Regions from separate parts of the Homo sapiens genome. Here region 1 is linked to region 2. Evidence: read pairs that join two places in POLR2A ChIA-PET (ENCODE). Cell type or tissue: MCF 10A. All regions are shown on one strand.

Region 1 (8,000 bases), 220 kb after region 2:
TAAACAAACATGAGGACTGGAGAGAGTAAAATTATATTCCAAACTTTCTCATACATTTGTCATTAAATTCTAAACTAACTAATTGTTTTTAAGTTTTCTCCTACATTTTAGACTAATCCTGCTTGTTCCTGTGAACCAACCAGCAATCTCTGGCTGCAGCTCAGAAAGAACAAAAGGGGATGGGTAATGTAGAAATCCTGATCAATATTCTAGTTCTGTGCAATTATCCTGCAAATCTTGCCAGGTGATGGAATACATAGGGAATAAATAGGATCCCATCACTCAGAGGTTTCCTTTTGGGGAAGTAAGACCAAGGGAGCTAACCAAAGCCAGACACCATGCACCCAAATCCTAGCAAGCATAACTATAGCTACCAGTTATCTGGGGGTGTCATAAGACATCCTTTCTCACCCTCGGAGGAGGACTTAGTTCCACAGTTTCATCATAGCATTTGGCTTATGATAAGGAGTCCACGCAACTTTCCCCGAGACACATTTTTGTCCCAGACTCAATTACAGGCTTTGGGTTAAAGCCCTAGAAAGAAAATTGGATATAAAGGATCCAGAGGCAGACAACAACAGAGGTTAAAAGGCACAGCACAGGGGAGCATGGCTGATTCCTGTTGATTAAGCCAACCCCAAACTTCCTGTTTCATGGATAAAGGCCACATTAATATCCATGGTGTAAATGAGGTCTAGGGCACTCCAAGGCTACTGACAGTAGCAGTGATAGAGGCATAGGTGAGAGCAGATAATTCCTATTCTCTAGGCCTTCCCTGCTTCATGTGTGCAAGCTGCTTTGGCACTCATGGCGGGACCTGCCTAGGTCACAGGGACTTGGAGATGCAAGGATGGAAGAGGAAAAGAGGACACTCTTCCTTTTCTCCCTCATGTACCCCAGGTATCTGCTAGGAAGAAAAGGGAGCCAGGGATGCCTGCTCCCCTCTTTCTAGATGGGTAGCTATTAATCTTCAGTATGTACCCCTTTTGAATACATCCTGAACCCCGGGGACTCCCTTAAAAAAATGCCTTTTTGAGCTTACCCTTCCTATTGTTTTGTTTTGATACATGTTTTCTAATAACCCGGTTTGTCTGTTCTTAGACCATCAAACTCCAAATGGTCATGCAACCAGAGCCTCTGACGATGGCCCCTTCTGCTGGGAACCCTTAAATAGGCCTCTGAGGAAGCTCTGACTGCCATTTCCCCAAAAGCTCTGACTGCCGTTTCCCTGTCAGCAGGAAGCAGTTAAGTTTAGTCTTCATCTTTATCCTTATTCTCATGGCAGTTAGATATACTTTTTTAGAGCGGGGAATGAGACAGCCAGGTGGGAGGGGGTCCCTGGAAAAATTCTAACTGCACCGGGGTGGGGACTCAGGAAGTTCACGCATTTTGCAGCTGGGAGGAGCGTGGCCCCTCCTCTTCCTGCATGGAACCTGGGATTCAAACAGGGGCTCTGGCCTTGCGGAAGATCCCTGTTTCTCTCCTTCTTTTCCCTTTTCACCCAATAAAACCCTGCCTTAATCACACTTCAAACCATTTGCTAGCCTAAATTTTCATGGCCATGGGACAGACAAGGACTCAGTCTTTAGCTGAACTAAGGAAATGTCCTGAAACAGTAATATGAATGTATACATGTGATAAATGACATAAAGCCATAGTGTACATATTGTGCCAATGTCAAATTCCTAATTTTGATTTTGTGCTATAATTATGTAAGGTATAACCATTGGGGAAAACTGGTAAGGGGTACGTGGATCCCCTCTGCCCTACCTTTGAAACTCCCTGTGAATCTATTCTTTTTTTTTTTTTTTAATTATACTTTACGTTCTAGGGTACATGTGCACAACATGCAGGTTTGTTACATATGTATGCATGTGCCATGTTGGTGTGCTGCACCATTAACTCATCATTTACATTAGGTATATCCCCTAATGCTTTCCCTCCCCCCTCCCCCCACCCCACAACATGCCCCAATATGTGATGTTCCCCTTCCTATGTCCAAGTGTTCCCATTGTTCAATTCCCACCTATGAGTGAGAACATGCAGTGTTTGGTTTTTTGTTCTTGTGATAGTTTGCTGAGAATAAAAAGGTAAAAAAGAATTTAGGTCAAAGTTACTTGTTCACAGTCTGTGGAGGAGATTCACTTGATTCCTTGATCAGCATCAGTAGCCTTGAACAACAGGACAGAGTCAATCTTATGAAGAGTGGCCTGAAAAGTTTCATCATATTGAACCTTCTCCTGCAGAATTCCTCTAATGAACTATTAAACTACAAGAGGATACATAGCAAAAGGCAGATTTCAAATATATTTTATAAGTTTGTTGTGAAGATAAAGACAAAATAATAAATGTAAAGCCTTTAAAAACTATTAAGCCAAGTTTAGCAAGCTTTTTTTTGTAAAGGAGAAGAGAGTACATATTTTAAGATTTGTGGGCCATATGGTCTCTTTTGTAAATACTCAACTCTGTCATAGTCCAAAAGTAGCCATAGAGAATATGGAAAAGAAAGAGCATGGCTGTGTTGCAATTGAACTACAGTCATGCACCGCATTACAAAGTTTTACTCAACAACAGACCACATATACGACAGTGTTTGCATAAGATCATAATAGATCTGAAAAATTCCTGTTGCCTAATGAGTCGCAGCCATCTTAACATTGTAGCACAATTCTTTACTCATATGTTTGTTTTAATATTGGTGTAAATGTGAAAGGAAAATAAACCTGGGAGCCCCCAAATTACTAAGCCAAAGGGTGTCAGGCAAACCTGTCTCTCATTTTATTTTAAAATAACTACAAAGATTTTTTTTTTTTAAGCTACATACCTCCCTCACAATTTGCCCACCATGAAATTCCTTGTGAGCCTCAAGGTCTTCACCCTAAAACAGTTCTGTTGAATTTCACCCTGGCAATGTAAACTGATAGCTTATCTTCTCAGGGGCAGGACAAAGGACAGACAGAACTCAGAGTCATCTCTGCTCACCTGCATTATTGGATTGCTTCCTCTGCCCTATTGTTTATGTAAAAATGCAGATTCACTGAGTCAGACTAAGACACAAGTGACTATTCCTCTACTCTCCTCTTACATGTAAATTTTATATTCAGTGAAAGGCTGATTAAAGACCCAAAAAGACCTAAAAGAATGCAAACTTTTGTCTCTTATTTACCTATGTCCTGGAAGCCCCAATTTCTAGTTGTCCCGCCTTTCCAGACCAAACCAATGTACATCTTACACATATTGATTGAGGTCTCATGTCTCTCTAAAATGTATAAAGTCAAGCTGTGCCCTGACCACCTTGGGCACATGTTCTCAGGCTCTCCTGAGGGCTGTGTCACGGGCCATTGGTCACTCATCCTTGACTCAGAGTAAATCTCTTTAAATATTTTACAGAGTTTGACTCTTTTCATCAACATAAACAAACCCATTGTGCTGCCAGTTGTAAAAAGTATAGGACACACAATTATGTACAGTACATAATACTTGATGATAACAAATGGCTATGTAAATGGTTTATGAATTTATTATACTATATTTTTATTGTTATTATAGAGTTTACTTCTTCTAGTTACAGGGAAAAAAAAAGTTAACTGTAAAACTGCTGCAAGTCGATCCTTCAAAAGGTATCATAGGAGATGGTAGCTCTATGTGCGTTATGCGTGGAAGACCTTCTGGTGGGATAAGATGTGGACATGAAAAACTATGATACTGATGATCCTGAACATGTGTAGCCCTAGGCTAATGTGTGTGTTTGTGTCTCATATTTAACAAAAAGGTTAAAAAGTTCAAAAAATAAATATATATATATATATATTTTTTGAGACAGAGTCTCACTCTGTCGCCCAGGCTGGGGTGCAGTAGCACGAACTGGGCTCACTGCAGCCTTCACTTCCCAGGTTCCAGTGATTCTCCTGCCTCACCCTCCCAGGTAGCTGGGATTACAGGCGTGTGCCACCACACCTGGCTAATTTTTGTATTTTAAGTTGAGATAAGGTTTCACCATGTTGACCAGGCTGGTCTTGAACTCCTGGCCTCAGGTGATCCTCCTGCTTGAGCCTCCCAAAATGCTGGGATTACAGGTGTGAAGCACTGTGCCCAGCCAATAAAATATTTTTAAAATAGAAAAAAGCTTAGAGAATATGAATATAAAGAAAATATTTTGTGCAGTTGCATGTGTTTGTGTTTTAACCTGTATTAGTACAAAAGAGTCAAAAAGTTTCAAAAAACTAAAAAGTTTACAAAGTAAAAAAGCTACTGTAAGCTGAGGTTAGCTTATTATTGAAGAAATTTCTTTTTATAAACATAGAGTAGCCTAAGTACACAGTGTTTATAAAGTGTACAATAGAGTACAGTCATGCCGTAGGCCTTCACATTCACTCGCCACTCACTCACTGACTCACCGAGAGCAACTTCCTCTCCTACAGGCTCCATTCATGGTAAGTACTCTATACAGATGTACCATTTTTTAATATCTTTTATACCATATTTTTACTCTACCTTTTCCATGTTTAGATACACACATACTTAACTTTTTGTTGCAATTGTCTGCAGTATTCAGAAGAGTAACATGCTGAACAGGTTTGTAGCCTAGGAGCAATAGGCTGTACCACATAACCCAGGTGTGTAGCAGGCTGTACCCTCTATAGGTTTGCGTAAGTACACTTAATGATGTTCACACAATGACAAAACCGCCTAATGATGCATTTCTCGATTGTATTCCCATCATTAAGCAACATATGACTGTACTTGCAAAAACAGATACAGGCCGCATCTGGTCTATAAACTATAGTTTGTTGACTCCTGCCATAAAGCCCCTTATCTCATATAGATAATACAGAAGAGAAACAGGATTTCAGAGAGCTGGCTTCCAGTTCTGTCACTGACCCTAATGGCTATGTTGTTTTAGACAATCTCCTTATCTCACTGCCTACTTGAACTATAAAAAGAAAAAGGTAAACACTAAGATCTCTTCCAAAGTCTAAAATCCTTAATTATTGATTACCCTAGATAATTCTCATAAAACCTCCTTTCTTAGGTTGTAGAACCTGGAAACAATTTCATCATCGCAAACCATTAAAGCTTATATTTAGCACATGGATCATTGTCATGGGATATTGGCCAATGAATATGAATAAAATTTCTTTATTAGAAAGAAGAAGTTTATGCTAAAAGGAAAAACTAGTTGGAAAAACTTTAATGGTACAGCGAATTTATTTTTGGCATTTCATATTTTATCAAGCTCCCATATTATGTTGAATGTATCAAATGTACTCAAATCCTTTCTAATTTTTTAAATATTTCATTCAAATAAGTATTTTATTAATGTGGCATCATTATTTCAAAGTTTTTACCCTACTTAATATAAAATATTATTTGGAAGAAGGAGTTAAAGTATTTAATGAAAATAAACATATAAATAGTTAGAAAATCAAATTAGCTGTCAACTATTCCATTAGAGACAGTGGTGGTTGTTATAATGCTTAAGGACAGAAAAGCTAATAAAATACATTAATTATAAATGTGTTTGAATTTTTAACACACATTTAATAAAATTTATAAAAATTAAACTTTTGGAAATTTTTCTTAAATACAAACAAAAGAAAAATATAAAATAATGAGCATTCCATCACAGAAATAGATCAAGAAATACCTGATGAATGTTAAACGTATTCTTTTATAAATGTGTACATTACATAAGGATTTGGATTTACCAAAGATAATTCCAGTTTTACAAGTTTATAAAGTCAAACTAAATTCTACTTCTTACTATGTTAACTGAAACACTTTAAAAATGTTCTATCTATCTGTAGTAGTGTCAACAATGAAAATGAAGTTAAAAATAAAAAAAAAGTTCTTTGTAGGCAGGATATAGCAGAGAAGAGTCAACAGGTGCTGAGACATGGATGAGAAAAATTTAAAACAATAGACTTTTTAATAAAATGTGAAGACATTTTTACAGATTTCCACAGATGAGGAACATTGCAAACCCAAAGTTCTAACTCACCTACATCATACAGTTGATTATTGGCAGAGCTGAAGCTAAAGCTTGTGAGTCTTAGTTCCTATTCTTGGGTTATTTCTACTCTACCACTTTCAGCCTATGTGGTGAAAAGTAACATGAAAACAGTAAAATGGCAAAGCCTAAATGTGCTATCAGCTGGAAATCAAGGCTTTCTTTGAGACAACCACAGAACTAGTCTAAGCATGCTGCCTGAAAGAGATGAAACGAAAGAAAGTGTGGGAAAATGGGAAATGCAAATAACACTAGGCAAAGAGAATATCTGGAATAATTACTTGAAACAACAACAAAAACTGTGTAAGATGAGAGGACTGTTTTATATACTCTCTTGAGAGCAAAAGAAATATAAGAGGTCTTGTTCATTCATGCAGTCATTCAGCAAACATTCTTAGGACCTACTACATGATATTTGCAGGTCTGGGTTCTGTGAAACCAACAGTAAACCAGAAAGACTTTCTTACTAAGCAACAGAAAAATAACAAGAGCTATTTTAGAGAAGACAGAGTATTTAGGGGAGAAAGGTGCATAGTCAAGGACTGGTAAAATAAGACTTGCTGAAGGAAGTGGTATTTATCTTAGTCAAAGGTTTGAGTTAGAGTTAGCCATTCAAAGAAGGAGGAAAAGGGAATTCCAGGTGAATAAGTCTTTATTTGTTACCATCTCTGTTGACTTTACTGCAGACCCTGCAGGATTAGTAGATTTCATGACACCACTAGCCACCTCTTTATAAATTCTCTAGGCAGGCTTAGCCTCTATTCAAATCTAAATGTGCAGCCCCACAGTCCTCTCCTCTATCTACATCCTCACATTTGGTAACTTTATCCAGATCACTGGCTATATCTCACCACTGAGCTATAAACCAGTGTGTCCAACCACATGTTTCTACTCTCTACCTGTTGGTTATTAGACATTTCAAACATAGAGTGGCTTGGCTGGGGTAGCTCTCCACATTTCTTCCATTTTTCTCCATAGAGTGTGTAAGCTCTCTTGGAACACACTAATATTAGCAAGAAGAGCCAAGGTTAGTGAAGACAGAAAGGGACAGGTATTTAAGCCAAACAACAAAAGATTAGCAATAATTGACTATGCATTGAAGGAGAAAAACAATATTCCGAGCCAATGAAGATCTTCTCTATTTTTAGCTTATGTTTTCTAACAATGATTATCACTATAAAGCATAAGTGGTATTTATTTGATTCTTTCTTTTGTGTGTGTGTGTGTGTGTGTGTGTAGCCTAAATTCTTACAAAAAATAGACTATATCCATACTCAGTAATGAAGTAATCTTGAAAAAGAAACACTTATCATCCTGTATCACTAAGAGAATGTTAGTGATGCTAGTGAAGGCTCCAGGTATAGCCATTAGTTTTATTTATTTATTTATTTATTTATTTATTTATTTATTTAATTATTATACTTTAAGTTCTAGGGTACATGTGCACAATATGCACGTTTGTTACATATGTATACATGTGCCATGTTGGTGTGCTGCACCTGTTATCTCGTCATTTACATTAGGTATATCTCCTAATGCTATCCCCCCTCCCCCTATGCCATGACAGGCCCCAGTGTGTGATAGTCCCCACACTGTGTCCGATATTCCCCACACTGTGTCCAAGTGTTCTCATTGTTCAATTCCCACCTATGAGTGAGAACATGCAGTGATTGGTTTTCTGTCCTTGTGATAGTTTGCTCAGAATGATGGTTTCTAGGACAGGAACTCATCCTTTTTATGGCTGCATAGTATTCCATGGTGTATATGTGCCACATTTTCTTAATCCAGTCTATCATTGATGGACATTTGGGTTGGTTCCAAATCTTTGCTATTGTGAATAGTGCCGCAATAAACATATGTGTGCATGTGTCTTTAAAGCAGCATGATTTATAATCCTTTGGGTATAGGCTCAGTAATGGGATGGCTGGGTCAAATGGTATTTCTAGTTCTAGATCCTTGAGGAATCACCACATTCTCTTCCACAATGGTT
Region 2 (8,000 bases):
TGACTTGAATTTAGGAGGCAGCCCATGCAAAAGAGAGAATCCAAACAATTTTTTCTCCTGAAGATAATATGGAGTGGATGTTTATTAAAAGTGATACAGAGGTCTAGTGGTCACTGTCATCCATCTGGAATGTAGGCATAATCAGAAATGAACTAGTGCCAGGCAGAACTAGATCTTTCTGTGGTTGATCCATATCTTTGTGCTTTTCAGTGTTGCTCAAGGTTAAGATGAATTTCTGATCATTACCATATGTTTCATTTCCAGGACCAACTAGGGTTTCTAAACTTCATCCTTTCTTTTGCCTAGACTAATTATTATCTTCCCAAATATACAACTAGTGTTACATTCTATAATTTTGGATACAACTGAACCAAAACAAAACTGTCTACTGTCTCAGCTCACTGAAGGCACACTTATCTCAAGTATTTAAGATGTGTGAGAGGAATGAGAAAATGGCAAACTTTCTAAGGGATATGAAAATGCCTTTGGTTTTTCCTTGGAAAAAGAAGAAGAAAAAGCATATATCATGCTTTGGTTTAAAATGTATTGTTACAGCAGGTGAATTGGATGTATCTTGTAGTGAACATTGAGGCCTAACCTACAAAAATATTTAGGATTTTTCATTATTCAACCTATTTATAAGCAAAACAGAGCAACCTGTTAAAAAATATATACCTAAATTCCTCCAGTGAGACTTAGGTGTCAGCAAGGCAATTAAAAAGTCACCCCTTTTTCTGATGTAAAAATATTGGAAAGTAATCCATGAGAAGCAGCTCTGATTTTGACTGCCTTTCAAGTTGGCAGAGAAGGGCGCTTTAAGGGAGCTCTGAGCCTTATTCATGAACGAGATGTATATAGAGTCCTTGGAGTTTGCACAGCTATTTGAGACCTGACTTCACCAATATTAGAACTGTTTGTTCTAATAAATAGTTGAAGATGGAATTCCATCAACCGTCTCTTTTTTAAAGTTAGAGAGTCTCTAACACCCCCCCCCAAAAAAATCTATCTATCTATCTATCTATCTATCTATCTATCTATCTATCATCTATCTGTGTATCTAATCTATCTATGTGTATTATTATATGTAGGAAATATTTAAGACTTTGGAATAGGCAAAAGAGACTACTGGGCATTCTTTCACTGGAATGCTCTGAAGTAGAGTCTTGGGACTTATCTGTCCTATAGAGATGTGCACTTTTGCCTTTGCTAGACTATGATCCAACTCTGTAGAGAAAGACATTAACTTGTAGAAAATTGATGGTAATAGGGATATTTTCTCTTCTTTGCTATGCAAATGATTCCTTTTCAGTAGAGAGTATAAATCTCTATATAAATATTAGAGATTATTTGTTTTCTCATTAACGTGTCAATTTCTGACATGTTCTTTTTATATTTACATGAGTCATAATTTATATTTTTAAAAAATTATTCTTTAGCAGCATTCAATAAAGGATATCTTTTCCTTTTTAGGGTTAAAATGATTCTGGATAATGAGCAATGATGTCAGTAGGAATAGAATTGTTTGGTACTACCTGTGTAACATAAAACCAGAAATAGTTGGGGGATGAGGCAGGGCTGAGAGTATTGTGATATTGGGGGCAAAAAGCCAGTTTTGTGTTACACACACACACACACTCATAGCAGGACATTACATATATTTATGGGGTGGAGAAGAGATAGAGAGAGGTCATTTCATTTTCTGAAACTTTCCCCTTGCCTTTTATTTGATTCTTGACTTAATATTTCTAACACACAACATTATTTGTTTTCCCTTTTTCCTAGAATACATTTCACAGAATGCCTGCAATTTATACAGCAGCTATATTTATTTTGGCATACTGTCAGTTTTATTTCTTTCAAAATAAAATTTCAAAATACTTTGTCAGTTAAAAATTTCTGGGCCACATCCTGGAGAGTCTTGGCAATGCCACTAGTGAACACAGGCAGGGTTAAATGCCACTTTATCTCAGCACCACAGATGAACATTGATGGTGACAAGTTACCTTATTAATTAGAGCCCCACGCTTTGTTCTGACTGGGTGGGTGAACAATAATGCAACAAGAGCTTTAACAAATAAACTCACTGCAGGTCTCAGGCGTCACCATGGCACAGTCATCACTTTTTATATATTTTCATTTGTAATGATTTCTACTGGCTAATGCCCAAATAAAGGACAAACAAAAAAAAAATTAAAATCTGGGCTGGGCGTGGTGGTTAATGCCTGTAATTTTAGCACTTTGGGAGGCCAAGTGGGAGAATTGCTTGAAGCCAGGAGTTTAAGACCAGCATCTGGAACAAAAAAAGACCTTATCTCTACAAAAAAAGAAAAAAAAAATTAGCTGCATGCAGTGGCATGCACCTGTAGTCCTCAGCTACTTGGGAGGCTGAGGCGGGAAGATCACTTGAGCCCAAGAGGTGAATGCTAATTATATATATATATATATAAAATGGTTAATACTGAGTGTTAACTTGATTGATTGAAGGATACAAACTATTGATCCTATGTGTGTTTGTGAGGGTGTTGCCAAAAGATATTAACATTTGAGTTAGTGGGCTGAGAAAGGCAGACCCACCCTTAATCTGGGTGGGCACAATCTAATTAGCTGCCAGCACAGCTAGAATATGAGCAGGCAAAAAAATGTGAAAAGAGAGACTGGCCTAGCTTCCCAGCCTACATCTTTCTCCTGTGATGGATGCTTCCTGCCCTCGAACATTGGACTCCAAGTTCTTCAGTTCTGGAACTCAGACTGCCTCTCCTTGCTCCACAGCCTGGAGACAGTTTATTGTGAGACCTTTTGATCATGTGAGTTAATACTTAATAAATATATATATATATATATATATATATATATTCCATTAGTTCTGTCCCTCTAGAGAACCCTAATACAATACGTGTGTGTGTGTGTGTGTGTGTGTGTGTGTATATATATATATATATTTATGTACATATGTGTGTGTGTATTTATCTTTCTGTGCGCTTATTCTGAGGTGGTTCATAGTGGTATCCACTATTCCTCCATTCACCCATGTCATATAATTAACTAAAAGACATCAATTGATTTTTAAAAGTTTCTTACTAAATGACATAATGCTTTCCTGTAAGCCACTAGGGCATGTCCTGGGAAGACCTATGAGCTATTGATGAAGATGCAGCCTGTGCTTGGGGAACAAGGGCAGAAGCTGTAGTAAGAAGTGGTAGAGGCCTGGTCAGCAGGGTTTCCAAGTAAGAGACAGAGTTTATAGTTATAGACCAAGCAAGAAGACAGGCTCATAGCAGATAGTGCATGTTGAATATGCCTAGTTGACTCAGCCTAGTGCTGAAACAGCATTTGCTCATCTATTTTCTTCTCTGGAAGGTGCTATCAACTGGTGCTGTGTCCCCACAAATGGCTATGAGCCTGGTCAGGCAAGACCATGGCAAAACGGACTCCAATACATTTTCTGTCCTGAACAGAAGAGCTACAGGGCATTCTACATACTAGTATGTTTTGTCTGTTTAACATAAAAATCCCTTCTATTGCCCTTACTAAAAAAGATATGTACATCAACATTGGATAACTGGGCCTTATTAATATGGGGAAATGCCTGAAATCCCAATGTAAATATCTGGTTAAACTGGATTAGAAAACATGGCTTAGACTCAAGCCTAACCAAGAAACTTTTACCTCTTACATCGAACCGACAACACCGCAACACATTTAGGTAAAAGAAGAGCTCCTGTGGAATAACGTCTCCACGCATTCCTATTACCTAGTGGAGAGAGAACATGGAGCTTGTGAAGAAACAAATCATCTAACATTCTACCAGGGGAATTAATTTTCTATCAGTAGAATTTGCGGCCAGGGGAACCAGTCCCACCACTGGCCCACAGACCATACTTGAGGAATACTGCCACAGAGTAAGTCCCAGCTTCTCTTCCCAGGTTAACATTTGTAAGCAGATGAAGTGTGGTTAGAATGATCATCTGGATGAATGGTAACCTGATAGTCAATATCAGCAACAACCATTTATATCTAAGAGTAACAGACCATTTAATTTAAAAATAGTTTATTTTGGGGGAGAGCAAATCAGAGCAGCTATCTTGTGTTCTAGTATTTGGGGTTTCCTAGGAAAAAAGGAAGGGAAGAGGAACAGATAATTGCTAGTGACCCAACATCTTTAGTATTGACATGTATTATGGGTTGAATTGTGTCCTCTTAAAAGATATGTTGAAGCCCTGTCCCTCAGTACCACAGAATTTTACCTATTTGGAAATAGGGTCATTGCTGATATAATTAGCTAAGATGAGGTCATATATGAGTAGCATAGACTCTAATATGACTCATGTGCTCATAAGAGAGGAGAATGCCATGTGAAGACAGAGTCATGCAGAGGGAAAGTGGCTGGTGAAGATGAAGGCAGAGATTGTAATAATGCATTTACAAGCCAAGAAACTCAAAGGATTGCCACTAAACCCCAGATGCTGCAAGAGAAGAGATTCTCCACTGCAGGTTTCACAGGGAGCTCCTCCCTGCCCACAACTTGATTTTGGACTTCTTGCCTCCAGAACTGTGGGGCAATTATTTTACATTGCTTCAAGCCTCCCAGTTTATGGTACAAACTGGGAATCTTAGGAAACTAATATAGCATGTAAGTTCCAGCCCTAGAAAACTAATATAGCATGTAAGTTCCAGTAAGTAGCTGCATCACATCTTTGATAAATGAGAAGAATGAACCAATTCATAATCAATTTACTATCAGCATTCATCCATCTATAGTGTCACACATCCAGACTTCTTATTTCTCTAATGTGACACCCCCCACTTTCTATTACATCATATCTTATTAGAATTTTACTCTTTATTTGCACTTGAGATTTTATTGGCAAAAGTCACTTTAACGGTTATCTGAACCACACATATAACAAAAGATTTAGGGGGAAAGACTTTATCACACTCTTCATCTCTATATCTATCATATCATATGAACATATGCTTCTCTAAATCAGGGAGCTCAAACATTTATTAATGTGTCCCACAGAAAGAATAATATTTGATGTTATAACCAGTGTCCATAACCTATTCATTTACATAAGCTGAAAAAAAAATCACTTACCTTTACTGTTCTTACTACATGTGAAATGGATATTTTCTACTGTATTCAATTTTTTTAAATGGTTATATTTACTCTATAAATTGATTTTACACCTCTTATTGAGTAACAACCGACAGTTTTTTTTTTTTTTTTACTATGGCCCATATTTTGCCTAGTTTCTGAATGCTACCCTCTAGGGATGGTTCCACCAAGTTCTATGTTACTCTCATTCTCCTAACCACATACACACACTAACATCACAGTTTTATATGATGTGGAGGTATGAGAATGTATAATGGTAAACATTCCTTAAAAGTAAAAAAAAAGTATGGCCTCTCAAACTCAAGTGAAATATTTATGTTACAAAAACAAGTTTCTGGCTATTTACAAACAGAATTGCAGCTATATTAAATCATTGTTTCCTGGTATTTATAGCAATGAGGCACTTTTATTCATGGAGCTATTAAATACAGAAGACCTTTGCACGTGGAACTTCTGGATTATTTGTTACCACTCTGTTTCCTGGTCATTTCAAACAATTATTCATTTTCCTTAACCAGATTGACTGATTTTCTTTCCTTCCTGAAATAATTCATTGTTTGAGTGAATACACCAAGTAACAGCTTGTGTTCTGGAGATAATGCAAGTAAATGCAGAGCTGACAGCTGATCTAGATGAGGTCATTTGTTTTGGGTGAATCTTAATGTGGTCTTAAGAAAAACAATCAGAAACTATCCCCCGACAGATCAGCTAATAATTTTGAGAAAAGGGAGATAGGTATTTTTCAGGCCTCTCTTCATTTTAACTATTTCTTAATAATTTGAAGCCACTTGGGGATAATGAAAATTGATAATCCCATAATATGAAGAGAAACATTTGGTTTCCTTTATATTAATAATATATTTTTATTGTCAGAAATTAAACAAATAATTCTACCCTATTCCCTAAAGAAGGCCAACAGAAAGAATTGCCTGAGGTCAATTACTCAAATCTGAAATCACTATTTCTGTCAGATATCCTTGCAGATGTCATTGAGTTATGCTACCAACTCTCTAGGCCTGGGCCATTTAGTATATTTTACAATGCAATTATTTCAGAGTATTTACTGGAAAGCCATATCTCTCTAAATTACATAGTCTTGTGTGTTCATCAATAAGCTTTTTCTATAATGAATCTAAGGGAGATTGGTGATTCTTATTTTAAAATTGCATGGGCTGTAATCATCATTGTGAACATACTCTGGCTTTGGAACTGTGAGCCTTGAATAGTCATTTATTTTCTGTTGGTGCTAACTTAAAACTCTTTACTGAACTAAATAATAATTCTGTGTGAATAACTCCTACCAACCTATGAAGGTGGACTGGCCTACACACAAACAGAAGCTTTGGTTGAGCACCTTAATTTTTAGAAGACATCAACCTCTTTCTTTTTATCGCCAACTGATTTTTAAAGAGAAAGAAACAGTCCAGAATTGACAACACAGAATACCTGTACTTTGAACATTTTTCTAATTATCTAATGCCTGAGTTTTTACCCAAAGCCCAATTACACAAAATTAATAGAAGATTGCCTTTGTGATCGATAGCCTATTTTTTCTTCACTGTGCTTGAAATGAAGGAAATTATAAGAAGCAATCACAATAAATTTGCCCTTACATTTATATAGGAATATCATGTATTTTAACACTCGTTGTATCCTCCATTTAGTTAGAGAATAGTGAGGAGAACTTATCCTTTGGTGTCACAAATGATACAAGAGTTGATGACTGGTTGTTGATTCAGATGGAGGTGTTTAAATGTTCCAGTTTGCCCCAAGAGAGCCTGGTTCCTGCCTGTTGTTCTGGTGTAATTGTTAGTAGCTTCTTCCCCCATCCCTCTTATTTTCAGAAGTTTCTGGGTTTGAAACACAAATTCTGCCCAATTTGGGGTTAATCAAAGGAGACAGAGCACCTTCCCTGTTAGAAAGAGTTAGCCAGTCTTGCTTAATGAAGTTTGGCTTTGAGGAATGGGCAAATCCCTCAGTTTGTTCCTAATGCTAAGTGAAACATTGTAGTCAAGAATCCAGGACTGGACAGACCTTAGAAAAATAAAAATCAAGCAATTATTGAGTCTTGGAAGAAGCGTGAGCATTTCAATGCTTCATTGCAATGTCTTGACTAGGAAATATAGAGTTAGGAAAACTTTTCACTTAGTCATTATAGGAATCAAAGCAGGTGCGTGGTAAGGGAGGTGTCCTTAATTTTGATGAATTTTCTGACACACAACTCAAAGACTGACAGTGTCCTATATGTTAATCGTCACGCCTATGACTTAAAATATTTGAATCTTAAAGAAATAATCTACTAGATGGCCAAAACTACTGTTTAGAATTTTTGATTTACCTCTAAAGGGGATGTAAAGAGTAACTCCGTGCATGACTAACATTCAAGGAACAAAAACTATTTACTTCCTTGAATACACTTATAAGCCTCAGTATAATTTTGTTATCCTAAACAGTGCAAAAAAAAAAAAAAAAAAAAAAAAAAAAAAAAACCCTCTACCATACAATGCAGGCCAGAGGCATTATTTATTTAAAAAAAGCCTTTTTTTTTTAAGATTGAAAATATAGCAGCAATTTGAATGTGAAAATCAGGCATCCTAAACAACTAGCAAATTGCAGGCCCACAAAGCCAGCCATCTTTTTGTCCTTTCCTTGATTGATGAATTGTGCAGAAATGATCAAGATCAATTCAAGGATGCATGAATTTCATCTTCTTCAGTTTCTGAGTGTTGTATTAGGCCTGTAATTCTGTCTACCAGATGACGCTGTTAGAGAATGAACAAAGAAAGCAATTGATATTTTATTCTTATCCTGGCAATGAATTTTGCTTATTACCATCTTCAAAATACAATTGAGTGAACAGTGATTACTCCTGCATAGGCGTAAC

The links. Peaks named below come from ENCODE experiments on the same cell type or tissue, not always from the same donor. Only the 100,000 strongest peaks of a DNase experiment are listed, where the experiment ranks them.
Region 1: POLR2A ChIA-PET joins it to region 2 with 12 read pairs; 2 of 35 experiments call an interaction of 5 or more read pairs at or near these places.

The regions. Positions count from the first base shown.
Region 1 is chr10:90,414,686-90,422,685 of GRCh38, forward strand. The region is part of intron 3 of LINC02653 (long intergenic non-protein coding RNA 2653); the gene reads right to left. Among named protein-coding and RNA genes, the nearest start is that of LINC02653, 120 kb to the right of the region's middle. In MCF 10A, no CTCF peak of the experiment used is centred here; DNase peaks (open chromatin) are centred at 2,556, 4,396 and 4,686.
Region 2 is chr10:90,193,623-90,201,622 of GRCh38, forward strand. No RefSeq gene overlaps it. Among named protein-coding and RNA genes, the nearest start is that of LINC01375, 240 kb to the left of the region's middle. In MCF 10A, no CTCF peak of the experiment used is centred here; a DNase peak (open chromatin) is centred at 4,369.